Linked DNA regions of Homo sapiens: region 1 is linked to region 2. Evidence: chromatin contacts called from ENCODE Hi-C or POLR2A ChIA-PET data. All regions are on one chromosome and are shown on one strand. The core of a region is the stretch at or near the end of the contact, and the rest is flanking DNA. Distances in the headings are between cores, read along the strand shown. Region 1 overlaps LPIN1 (lipin 1). Region 2 overlaps MIR3681HG (MIR3681 host gene).

Evidence for each region. Hi-C counts contacts between places; a loop is a spot of excess contacts on that map. ChIA-PET counts read pairs that join two places held with the same protein, here RNA polymerase II (POLR2A). Pooled maps may share reads with other maps.
Region 1: a pooled map shows a loop between it and region 2 (3-fold over the local background). The contact joins two enhancer-like sites. A Hi-C loop is called at or near these places in 2 of 168 maps with a recorded cell type or tissue (OCI-LY7 and Ramos), 19 of 37 single-sample maps with no recorded cell type and 6 of 50 pooled maps. POLR2A ChIA-PET finds 5 or more read pairs at or near these places in 1 of 52 experiments (activated B cell).

What each region holds. Positions count from the first base shown.
Region 1 is chr2:11,751,467-11,757,273 of GRCh38, forward strand. All of the region lies in intron 1 of LPIN1 (lipin 1), which reads left to right. Among named protein-coding and RNA genes, the nearest start is that of LPIN1, 7.7 kb to the left of the region's middle. RefSeq lists an enhancer at 2,329-2,538. Within about 2 kb of position 2,470, at least 27 of the 41 ENCODE cell types and tissues checked have a DNase peak (open chromatin) inside an H3K27ac peak, as active enhancers do.
Region 2 is chr2:12,055,000-12,061,286 of GRCh38, forward strand. The region is part of intron 2 of MIR3681HG (MIR3681 host gene); the gene reads left to right. Among named protein-coding and RNA genes, the nearest start is that of MIR3681HG, 51 kb to the left of the region's middle. Within about 2 kb of position 2,597, at least 3 of the 41 ENCODE cell types and tissues checked have a DNase peak (open chromatin) inside an H3K27ac peak, as active enhancers do.

The DNA of each region.
Region 1 (5,807 bases), core at 1,220-3,719, 300 kb before region 2:
CCCCAGGGGTGAATCTTGTGAATCTTGTTTTGTATGTATCTCATTCCAGAATTTTTTTATGCATATCAAAATATGTACAAATGTAATTTTTTAAAAATGGGTCCAGCTGGGCGCGGTGGCTCACGCCTGTAATCCCAGCACTTTCGGAGGCCGAGATGGGTGGATTACGAGGTCAGGAGATCAAGACCATCCTGGCTAACATGGTGAAACCCCGTCTCTACTAAAAATACAAAAAAATTAGCCAGGCTGGTGGCAGGCGCCTGTAGTCCCAGCTACTCGGGAGGCTGAGGCAGGAGATTGGCGTGAACCTGGGAGGCGGAGCTTGCAGTGAGCCGAGATTGCGCCACTGCCCTCCAGCCTGAGTAACACAGCGAAACTCCGTCTCAAAACAAAACAAAACAAACAAACAAAAAACCACAATGGGTCCATATTATAAGTATTTTTGTACCTGTTTTCATTCTATATATACATTTTCATGTTAATATTTATGGAGCTACCTCTCTACCATTTTATTATCAGCCTCATAATATTCCATTTTACAATGTGGATGGCCCATAATTTATTAAGCCAGAGTCATACAGATATTAAGTTATTTCTGATTTTCCCTATTACAATTAATGCTACAGTTACTGTTTTTGTACACGGATCTTACTGTATTTGTACAATCAGTTCCCAGCGGTATAGTTGCTAGGGTTTGCCAATAGGTGCCCCAAAAGATGGGCATTGCCACATTGCTTACCCCATTTATGACCCTGTTAGTAGTGAGTGACGATGTCTGATTCTCCTACTTTTCATGGGCCCTGGGGTTTTAATGAAATGCTTTGATTTTGGACCATCTGAAAGGCCTCTTTCGATTCCTGTATCTTTAATTATGAATGGGGTTGAATATCTCTCTCATATATTATTGGCCAAATGTGAACTGTCTATATGTTTTGTCCATTTTTTCTTTTGAGCTGTTCCAAGGCCATTTTTTTTTTTTTTTTGAGACGGAGTCTCGCTCTGTCGCCCAGGCTGGAGTGCAGTGGCGGGATCTCGGCTCACTGCAAGCTCCGCCTCCCGGGTTCACGCCATTCTCCTGCCTCAGCCTCCCAAGTAGCTGGGACTACAGGCGCCCGCCACTACGCCCGGCTAATTTTTTGTATTTTTAGTAGAGACGGGGTTTCACCGTTTTAGCCGGGATGGTCTCGATCTCCTGACCTCGTGATCCGCCCGCCTCGGCCTCCCAAAGTGCTGGGATTACAGGCGTGAGCCACCGCGCCCGGCCTCCAAGGCCATTTTAAACTGACCTTAATCTTCTAGAGGTGGCTGGTGTTGGCAAAAATTGTGGGGTTAGGAAAGCTGTGGCAGGGGTTTTGAATTTTGGCAGTTCCAAGAAAGCAGCGTTTCTTGGCAATTTGTGAAGCCTGGAGATGGATTCTGCCAATTTTGGAATAAATGTGGAATTTTCTAATTTAATCGTGAGGCAAGAAACCATGTGACCTCTGTCACCTCATCCTGACAGTGTCCGCAGTGCTGTCCTTTCTGGAACTGTATGAAATTGCGGTCGTGAATGCTTTGGAGCGTCTGCTGTGTGCTGGAGTTCTACAGATGAGCTTAATTATGGGAACGCCCTCCTGTCCCTGGGCAAGGAGGGGGATGAGCAGGGTGGGGGTGTGCTGGAGGAGGAGACGCCTGCCACTTTGCCACCCTGGAAGCTCACTGCAAGAGCTGCAAAATTTCCCACCTGCCTAACACAGGCAGGGCTTTGGTGGCGGGACCCCAGGGCTGGCTGTTTTTGCTCTTTCATCACTTTTGTCAGGAAGTATTGAAAGACCTTTAAAAGGCCTCTGACTTGCAGGGCCTCTGACCTGCAGGCCTTTTAAAGCATCTCCAGCTTTTCTAGTGAGTTTTTGTATTTTGGACGGGAATGTCTCACGAACCCTGGCATGCCAAGAAAGTCCCCAATTTCCCAGCAGGTAGTGATGGATGCAGAGCTGTGCTCTTCTGTTTAAGAAGCTCCTCAAGGCACTCTGGCCAGGACAGTTTAACCACAGGGACGCTGGTGGACTCAGTCAATCCAGACCTGGCAGAGGGCAGCAGCTGCCTATAAGTGTGTGCCAGTTACAGCAGGGCGTGGGCTGCTGCCCAGGTGGCCTGACTTTCTGTCTGTGTTCCTTTCCCTGTATCACCCTGAGTCTGAGCCAGACTTCCTCTTTTGTCACAGGTAATTCATCACCCTTATCAACCGCCGTTAAGTATCAGTCCACAATGCTCTGAAAAGACTTCCTCTTTGCCGTAAGTGTAAATTACAGGAGGAAGCTAACACTATTTATAAATCAATTTCATTTTCATGCAAGTCTTATTAGTCATGATACCATTTTGGGCACTTCCTAGAAGCTTTTTGTGTTTTTAAATGCTTTGGATGAAAATCCTCATTTGTCTTGTAAACCTCCAAGGTGGATGTGATCTCGGCGAACACCAGTAACAGCGTGATGTTTGTGACTTTATCCAGTGCTGGGCGGACCACAGATAGAGTCCCCAGGTGCTGAGACACTGACTGTAGTGTGCTCAGAGGAGGGCGGCTAGGGCAGTGAGCAGGAAGCCCCAAAATCGTCCCTGTCAAGCCCAGCTGGGGAGCCGACAGTGCCTTCCCTAGAGGAAGGGTGCCAGGGGTGGTCATTTAGTTGTCCTGACATGATCCGTTGGCCCCACGAGCAGCAGCCAGGTCTGTATCTGAGAGCTGTAATTTCCTGCTGATAACAGGAACACAGATAAGGGGCACCCCATCCCAGAGTGATATTAGGTTGGCTTTTGAATCACCAGGCTCCTTGGATGTGCCTTAAGCCCACAGGTGCCCTTTAAGCACCTGCCGTGAGGGCAGATGTGACAGATCGTGTTTGCTCTCTGGGCAGTGAGTGGGTTTTGGGTAGCTTCTCTCCAGGAAATGATGAATCACTCGGAGCTGAGCAAGTGCCAGAGAAGTCTTCAATCACAGACTGAACCCAGGAGGGTGTTTCGGCCTTTCTAAGTCCTTAAGGGTTGTAGGGAAGGTTTTGAACAATGGCTTTTGACTTTACCTTCTGAGAGGCTCTGTCAGGGAGTGGTGATGCTGCGGGTGAGAGCAGTTTTGAAGGTGTCACATCCAGGGCCAACCCTGAGCCTTGCTTCTGTAGCCACCTCCTATGGGAGGTCATGACAATAATAAGATTTTGCATGTGTTGTCCAGGAGCAAAGACCTTTCCAAACTAGTCGTTGTGTTGACCACTGAGGATGACAGCCTGGTGGGCTCAGTCAGAGCCATTGTGTTAATACCCTGCTCCCACACACATAGCTGGTAAATGCCAGAAGTTAACACTCACAGCCAGGCCTTCCGACCCCCAATTTTGTGTCATTTCTGCTTTTCAGTCTTACCCTTAGGTGTCACAGCTGTTTATTTAAACTGTTTGCAGTGAATTTTGTTTGGGAGCATTGTCTTGTGAAATTTATGCTCTGGCAGAGAACAATTCCTGCTGTCTTCTTCATTTCTTCTAATTTTTTTTTTTTTTTTTGAGACGGAGTCACCCAGGCTGGAGTGCAGTGGCACGATCTCGGCTCACTGCAAGCTCTGCCTCCCGGGTTCACGCCATTCTCCTGCCTCAGCCTCCCAAGTAGCTGGGACTACAGGCGCCCGCCACCATGCCCGGCTAATCTTTTTTGTATTTTTAGCAGAGACGGGGTTTCACCATGTTAGCCAGGATGGTCTCGATCTCCTGACCTCGTGATCCGCCCGCCTCAGCCTCCCAAAGTGCTGGGATTACAGGCATGAGCCACCGCGCCCGGCCATTTCTTCTCATTTTTAAATTTTAGTGCTTTTCCCCCTCGTGCCCCGACTTGCCAAGCTACTTTGAGGGTGGTGGGTGCATCTTGCTGTTTTACACTCTGGAATGTCGTGATGGGACCAAAAATAAAAGTTTCTTGCTTGAGATGGGCCCTGCGATGGGGCAGGTACCGCGTCAGAAATGAGCAAGCCTCGTCCCTGTCCTCAAGGAGAGAAGACTCACTTGGTAGACAGATGTCTGTTCAGCCACTTGACAAATGACAGTAATATTGATCAAGCTACTGCCCTGGATGGCTGGGCTGGAGGGCTGAGGAGAAGGTTGAGGCTGAAAGATAGAGTTGTGTGGGCATGTTTATGAAGGGGTCATATACCTGGACAGCCGGGGGAGGAAATGGAGGAGGCAGGTGGAAATCCAGATTTGAGGGGTAATTATTGTTCAACTCCTGCAAGACACTTAGTTCTTTTTTTTTTTTTTTTGAGACAGAGTCTCGCTCTGTCGCCCAAGCTGGAGTTCAGTGGCGCCGTCTCGGCTCACTGCAAGCTGCGCCTCCTGGGTTCAAGCGACTCTCCTGCCTCAGCCTCCTGAGTAGCTGGGACTACAGGTGCGTGCCACTGTGCCTGGCTTATTTTTTGTATTTTTAGTAGAGACGTGGTTTCACCGTGTTAGCCAGGATGATCTCGGTCTCCTGACCTCATGATCTGCCCGCCTTGGCCTCCCAAAGTGCTGGGATCACAGGCATAAGCCACCACGCCTGGCCACTTAGTTCTTAAAGAAAGGAGAGTAGGAAGAAAAGTACAAGTGAGAAAGATGAACAAAAACGGGGATTGTAAGAGTACATTTATTGAGACAGTTTTGCATTTGCATTTGCTCGGCCAGTCTTATATATAATTAGATGTTGCTTACCATGACATCATTTCATTTCCAAGGAGCAAACCCACAATGTGAAAATGGACCCACTGTTATGTCCCAGATAACGTGCCTTAGGTAATGTTCTAGTTGAAGGAACTAGAAAGGGAATTAAAATCATTGTTATTTACTTGCATAATAAATGAGTGGAACAGCAGATTCCTGAATTGTCCATTAAGAGGCGTGGACTAAAATAATTCAAATCCCTTTATTTATTTATTTATTTTATATTTTTTTGAGATGGAGTCTCACTCTGTCGCCCAGGCTGGAGTACAATGACGTGATCTCAGCCCATTGCAACCTCTGCCTCCTGGGTTCAAGCAATTCTCCTGCCTCAGCCTCTCGAGTAGCTGGGATTACAGGCACTCACCATCATGCTAATTTTTGTATTTCTGTAGAGATGGGGTATTTTGTAGAGAGCCTGACCATGTTGGCCAGGCTGGTCTCGAATTCCTGACCTCAGGTGATCCGCCCTCCTTGGCCTACCAAAGTGCTGGCATTATAGGCGTGAGTGCCCGGCCCCTATATTTATTTTTAATAATCGATGCTGTTCGAGTTGAGTATGCTATTTATTATTAATGTCATAGGTAGAATTCTAAGTGGAATACGCTTGTAGATTTTTATGTTCTTTGGTGTATTATCTGTTTGGTTCTAACATAAAACAGTTTCTAACCCAGAGGTATCTGGAAAGATGGTATTCCAGTGGGATGTAATAACCTCAGAAAATTTGTATTATTTCAGAAGGTCAAGCTAGACGATGTCACATTGAAAAAACTTACATGTTTCTTAACCTTAGAGCTTTTCTGAAAATCCACAGTTAGAGAAACCCAGTCTTGCCAAAGGATATTTGTAAGATTTGGCTGAGTTTTCCATCAAAAACATTTGAACTAGGGGTTGTAGAGTCCTGTTTCAAGTGGTAAATAAAATCCCGTGAGGTGAAGCTGCTATTTCTTGCCAAATTTTGAGATTAAAGTCAGTAGGTTTGAAAGGAATTTGGTATGGGGTGAGTGAATAGCAGGCATCTGAAAGCCGTTCCACTGGAAATTGAAGCCTTCCATTTGGTCCTCTGCAGGTTTTGTTTATCGTTTGTCACCCTTGAGGTAA
Region 2 (6,287 bases), core at 1,347-3,846:
CATGCATTGAACACTACTCCATGCCAGGTCCTGGGCTGGGCTTCAGGGATACAGTGATGGGAAAGAGCAATCCCTGCAGCAAGAGCTCCCATGGCGTGTGCTTGACATGTAACTGACACAGTGCACTTGGGTGGGCCTAATGTAAAGGAAAAGAATGGGGCTTGGGGATTACAAGGGAGGGTCGTCTAAGTGAGAGTTGATAATGCAGAGGGTGAGAAAAAGCTTCTCAAAAGCCTAAACACAAACAACCAAGCCAAACCCCAGCATTGGTGAAATGCCAGTTGGAGTCAGGAAAAAGGAAGGAATTATAGGCTATTTTAAAGGGATAGCCCTGATAATTTTGAACCCACAGCTGCAGTGACTGTTCTTGCTTTAACAAGCAGATAAGTCATCTGAATTCAACAGGGACCAGAGTTTTTGAATTTTTTTCTTAATTTGTTTTATGGTTTTAGCTTCTTTTTCTTGAATTCTATTCACACTTTTCATTGGCTGAGCCACACATCCTTTCTTTGTAATTGTTGAAAGGATTCTTTTGGCCTTGAATATAATGATTATAAATTTATAGAACTCAAATTACTTGCATTTTCCCATATGAGAATGATTTCGCTCAGCCATTATCTCCTCTAAGAGGGCTTCCTCCAGCCCTTGCCCCCTGTGGTTAGTTGTGTTCCCTTCTGAATGTGTATTCACCATCACAGTTCTCATGAAGGATTGTAATTGTCTATCTCTCTGTGTTACCCACTACACTGAACTCAAGGAGTATTTGCTGAACCAAAGTAATCCACACTCCTAGGTGTACTAGTTTCCTAGGCACAAACTGGTCGGCTGAGAACAATCTAAGTCCATCTCTCATTTCTGGAGGCTGGACATCCAAAATCAAGGTGCCAGCAGTGCCATGCTCCCGCTGAGACTCTGGGGAGACTCCTCCCTTGCCTCCTTTTAGTTTTTGGTGGTTTGCTGCAATCTTTGGTGCTCCTTGGCATGCCAATGCATCACACATGGCCTTCTGTCTTCCAATGCATCACACATAGCCTTCTGTCTTCACGGGGCCGTCTTCTTCCTGTGTCTCTCCCCATCACTTTCCCTCTGCATGTCTGTGTCTGTGTCCATATTTCCCTTTTTCATGTAAGGACACCAGTCACTTGGATTAGGGCCCACCCTAATTGACTTTATCTTGGTTAAATCTGCAAAGACCCTGTTTCCGAATAACGTCAATTTCTAAGGTACTGGGGGGTTTGGACTTGAACGTATCTTATTTTGGGGGGATATCATTCAACCCATAACAGCAGGCTAGGGATGGATTATGGGATTAGCAAGAAGGTTAGAATTGCAGGGGACTGCAATGGACATGAGGTGGGGGCTTCTTGAGGTCCTCACCTGAGCAGGGAAGGGTCTGGGAAGAGAGACTTTAACTAGAGGCTGAGCCCCACCTTCTGAGGATGTGATGCAGAGGTTCTGCCTCAAATCCTGCCGGAGCATTGCTTTACAATTAATTCTGGAGCCCTGCCTGCAGCTCCAGTTTGTTAAATAGGACTCTGATACCCACTCAGAGGGTTAGAGTCTGTTCCTGCCTTCCATGGTCCATTCTGTACCTGAAAGTCTGAGGCAGCTGCTCTCTGACTTCAAGCATTCATACCAGATCACCTCTTGATAATGCTGGATCAGTTCAGATCAAGCCTGACTTCACACTGATGCTGTGGCCTCCCTATAGCAGTACATATAATAATATGGTTTCCTTAGGTTGAGAACCTAATAGATACATTTCCATTAGATACATCATTTTTGATCCTCACAACAGCCCCATGTGGGGGCTGAACTAGGGTGGGGTAGATACCATCTCCTTGGAATAGGAGAAAGAATGGCAGTCCAGTGAGTTTATATTGCCTTGTACCAGGGCACTGGCTAAGAAGTGGTGAGGCAGGAGCTTGGCCCCTGGTGTAGGTGACTCCACAGGCTTCGTGTTCCATCTGCCCTGGCCTGGGGGACAGCTCTAGGAAGGTTTTGATTCATATTCCTCTTGATACCTGAATAAATTATCCTTTTAAATGGCTACCCACCTCCCTTTAACTTTTGTCTTCTGGCTTCTCAGGCCAAAAGACAGGGGTGACCAGACTGAGACAGCTGGCTGAAGGAACACCGGTCTCTGCCGACACTGCCTATGTCTCTGGGTCTGAACTGTCTGCTGAGTGTGTGGGGGCTCTGAGATGTTCCTGTTCTCCACAGAGGGCCTCTGGCTTTCAAAGCTGTGGGGGATTTATCATGCTTCAAGGTAATTGGAAGATGGACCTTCCAGAACCCCCTCGAGTTAGTCCCTTCTACCTCCTATGAGACCCTCATCATAAATGGTGCCATGAAGGTCTCCTACTGCATGTGACCTCGAAATAAACCAAAGCAGTGGCTTGACAGGTGCATGTCCTTGCAGGCAGAATTCATTCAAGGGGGAGAGCCACAGAGGAGTCACTTTGGAGTCTCTGGGTTTGCAGTGGCCCCTCTGACTTCTTACCACCCACCCTGAGAGGCATGCAGGCTGGTGAAGCATGGACCACGCCAGCTGTTTCTGTCAGCTGAGCCACAGAAGGGAACCACAGGGCCCTGAGGGTGACTTGGCCAACCACAGGGGGCCGGCAGCAGGAGGGGCCGTGGGGACAGCAGGATTTGGGTTTCCGCTTTCTCACAGGCAGACTCAATTGATGGCCTTGGGGTCCTGCCGAGCAGGGGTGACTCAGCTTCCTTTGTGTGCATGGTCGCCTCGCTGAAGAGAGGGGGGCCCTTGACAACCCGGGGCTCCTTCTGCCTCTTCTCACTCCACTTCCTGCTCGAGAAAACCTCTGGTAATTTTTCCAGTCCCTGTTTACCTTAAAACTTGTCGGAAAAAACAAGTTCGCACTTCAGATTTCTACAGCATTTGACACTTTACAAAACGCTTTCTTACACACTGGTTCATCCAATGTTCACACCAACTCTGTGTGATTGTGAGGAGGCTATTGTCATCACAGATGAAACACACAAGGAAAGTGAGACCCAGCCAGGGTAGGAGATTTGTCCAAGGCCACAGGGCTTGTTGGTGGAGGGTTGACTCTGCTGGGAGCTTGAGTCCAGGATCCTAGGATACTCATCCAGGACCTTTGTACACTTTCTTGGGAATGCCTCAATATATTGCTCTTTCCCTGTGCTCATCACATGTTCTAAAAGCACTTTGTTGATTGAGTGACTGATCATAATCTTCATCCATGTCAGATGGATGCTTAGGGATTGAAAAGACATGAGCTTTAGAGACGCAATTCAGTTTCGAGCTATACTAAGACCCTTATTAGCTATGTGACGTTAGATACAGCACACATTCCCTGAGCTGCAGTTTCCTCTGAAGAAGGAGGCTAATAATGCTTAATTTCAAGGCAGTTCTGAGATTTATATGAAATGATACGTGTCAAAGGCCGGCTCAGTACTTGCTACACAGAAGGTGCATGCAATTCAAAGCTCTGTCATCATCCTCACCATCATACTTAGCTTCCAAAATTCAAGAGAGTTGAACTAAATCTCACAGATAGTTTCTTTATACATGGAACAATACCTTTACTTAGTAAGATTTAAAAATTTCTAGACATGAATGCACAAAATAAAGTCAAATATGGTCCTGGTTGATTTAGCCACTATAATTAAAAAAAAGAAGAAGAATAATACCGCATACGTGAATGTCCACATTCAGCTCTCCACATACTCTGTATGAAGGCTTTTCATCATTTCTGTAGACCTGTTTTGTATGGCTAACATTCCTTGCCTTCTTAACAGAGTAGAGCACACATCCACTGCTTTGGGGGATTCTCTGTGTTTCTTACTCTTCATTGGACCATTTGACTTTCTTTATCCCTTCCTCTTGCTTGCAAAGGGTTACAGGGACACTCATCAAGGTGGGGAAGGGACAGTAGGTCTGATTAATTCCAGACTCTAACATGATGCTCATATTTTGGGTAAATGCATAAGCAGTCAGGAAGATCCTTCTTTAAAAAAATACTCTTCCTTTCTTCCACCAACTGGATGTCTTCTGTGTGATAACAAATTATCTTTGAAGTTGAATATATGTCCAGGAAAGATTGAAACTATTGGTGTTGCTATCTTAAATTTCAAACTCCTTGCTGTTAGAAATTATGTTGTAATCATTATCATGTGCCTGTAGCCAGGTTCCCACTAGATTCTCAATGAATGGCTCTTGAACAAGCATGATTCATTCATTCATTCATATAACAAAAATATAGTATGAATGAACCACAGAAGTTCTGCAGATGCTTAAGATTGTATACTACTTTAAGGAGCTCCATTCTGGGGATGAATATCAATGCTTACGGAGGAGAGACTGGATGGAGACCAGGAGGTCAGGCAGGGAGGGGCACTGGCATGAATAAGGAGGCACTGGGTTCAAGGGGGAGACTGTGCATGTGCCAGGTGTATTCAGTGTGTCTTCGCTGGGTGCTGACCATGGGGTATGAGAGGTAGACCTGCCACCTCGAACAGCCCAGAGCAGAAAGCAAGAGGAGTAAGTCCACCTTGGAGGGGCTAGCAGAGTGCTGTGGGAGAGTGAGTGGGGCAGGTGACAAGGACAGTTCTGAGCATTCTAGACAAATTACTGGTTACTCAGGACAATTGCAATCCACACTCACATTTGGGAAACAGATGGACAAGATTAAAAACTGCAGAGAACCAGGGGATATGGAGAGCCTACCCACTAATAGGGACCTTGAATGCATTGCAGTCATTGCTGGGCTGAGTATGAAGGGTGGAAACACTTCTAGGGAGGGGATGTTTACTTTTGTGGTTTGGGAACTTGTCCCAGAGGCCCCTGCCCTGTCTCTTGGTGAAGAGGATTTAAATCATTAAAAATATTGTATGATTTTCTTCACAGAATTCCACTTTCATGAGGAGTGGGAGAATGTGTTTGAAGTCATACCCATTATTTATTATTTAGTGGTTTACTCTTCATTCATTTAATACAGTTCATTGAGCCTCTATCCTATGCTGGTCTTGAGCTGGGGGTTGGAGGTGAAAGATGGACTAAAGTCTGTCCCTGCACTTTAAGGATCTTTCAGTCTAGTGGAAGAGAGTGACTCATAAGTAATTATAAAGCACTGTGGAGAGTATAGAAGGGCAGATACATAAAGAAGGACAGAGAAGGGAGTGGTTAATTAGAATATTGGCTGTCAGGGAAGCTTTACAGAAGATGTACCGGGATATAAAGGATGAATAGGAATTTTCAGGTTGGGAAGGAGAAAGTAGCACTTTAGGTAGTGAAAGTGTCATGAATAATTGCACAAGGGCAGGCAAGTGCATGGCTTGGGAAAGAATGATTAGAGCAGTATAACTGGAGTGCTGTTGCCAGATAACATACAGGAGGCCCAGTGGGATTCGGATCTCAGATAGATGATGAATATGTTTGGCATGTCCCAAGTATTGCATGAAAAATGCTTACATTAAAGACATTATTTTCAGTTTATGCAAATGTAGATTTAAACCTGGTGTTCTGTATTTTTATTTGCTAAATCTGCCAACCATAGACTAGAACATAAAGCAGGTGAGACCACATCATATAGTTCTCCAAAAGTTCTTTAAAAGTGAGAGAGTTTCAACTTCAATCTTGTGGAGTGGCCTTAGGAGGTTTTTAAACAGAGAAGTGATATAGTCAAATTTCTGTTTTATAAATATTACTCTGGCTCCATGGAGGATGATTTAGAAAGGGGGGCCCTGGAGGCAAGATCATTAACTAAAAAGAGAGGAAAGGGATTCTGAATAAGAGCATCAACTGAGGGATTTTCAGGGCACAGGCTTGACATATTTTAGAGGTAGGACCCACGAGGACTTGCTGAGCAGGAGAGCATGAGGGGTGATGTTTGTGCTGCCAATCCTTTCTAATTATGGCTATAATATATTTGTCCTTGAAAGCTTATGACCTTCTGAACGTTCACTGCCAATAAAGATGTTGGAGAGAGAGTCCTCTGGAGACCAGGAATTCTTTGCCATTAAGCACATAGCTCAGCTCTCCATTTCTTTAAAACACATACTCTGGCTAAACTCTGAGCTAGATAATCACATCTTGATTAAGTGGCTGCGTCCATGCTGGGTACAGGTGGAAACACTTAGTGCTATAATGTTAGACGGGTCTATAAAAAAGAATGCCTTCCATACGTTCTTGGGAGAGATTTATTTTTCAAAAGAAAGTGTATATTTTGGAAGGGAAGAGGCGTTGTTTATTTCTGGGATTAAATACATCTCCAGGGTCATAGAATATATTTGGGTTC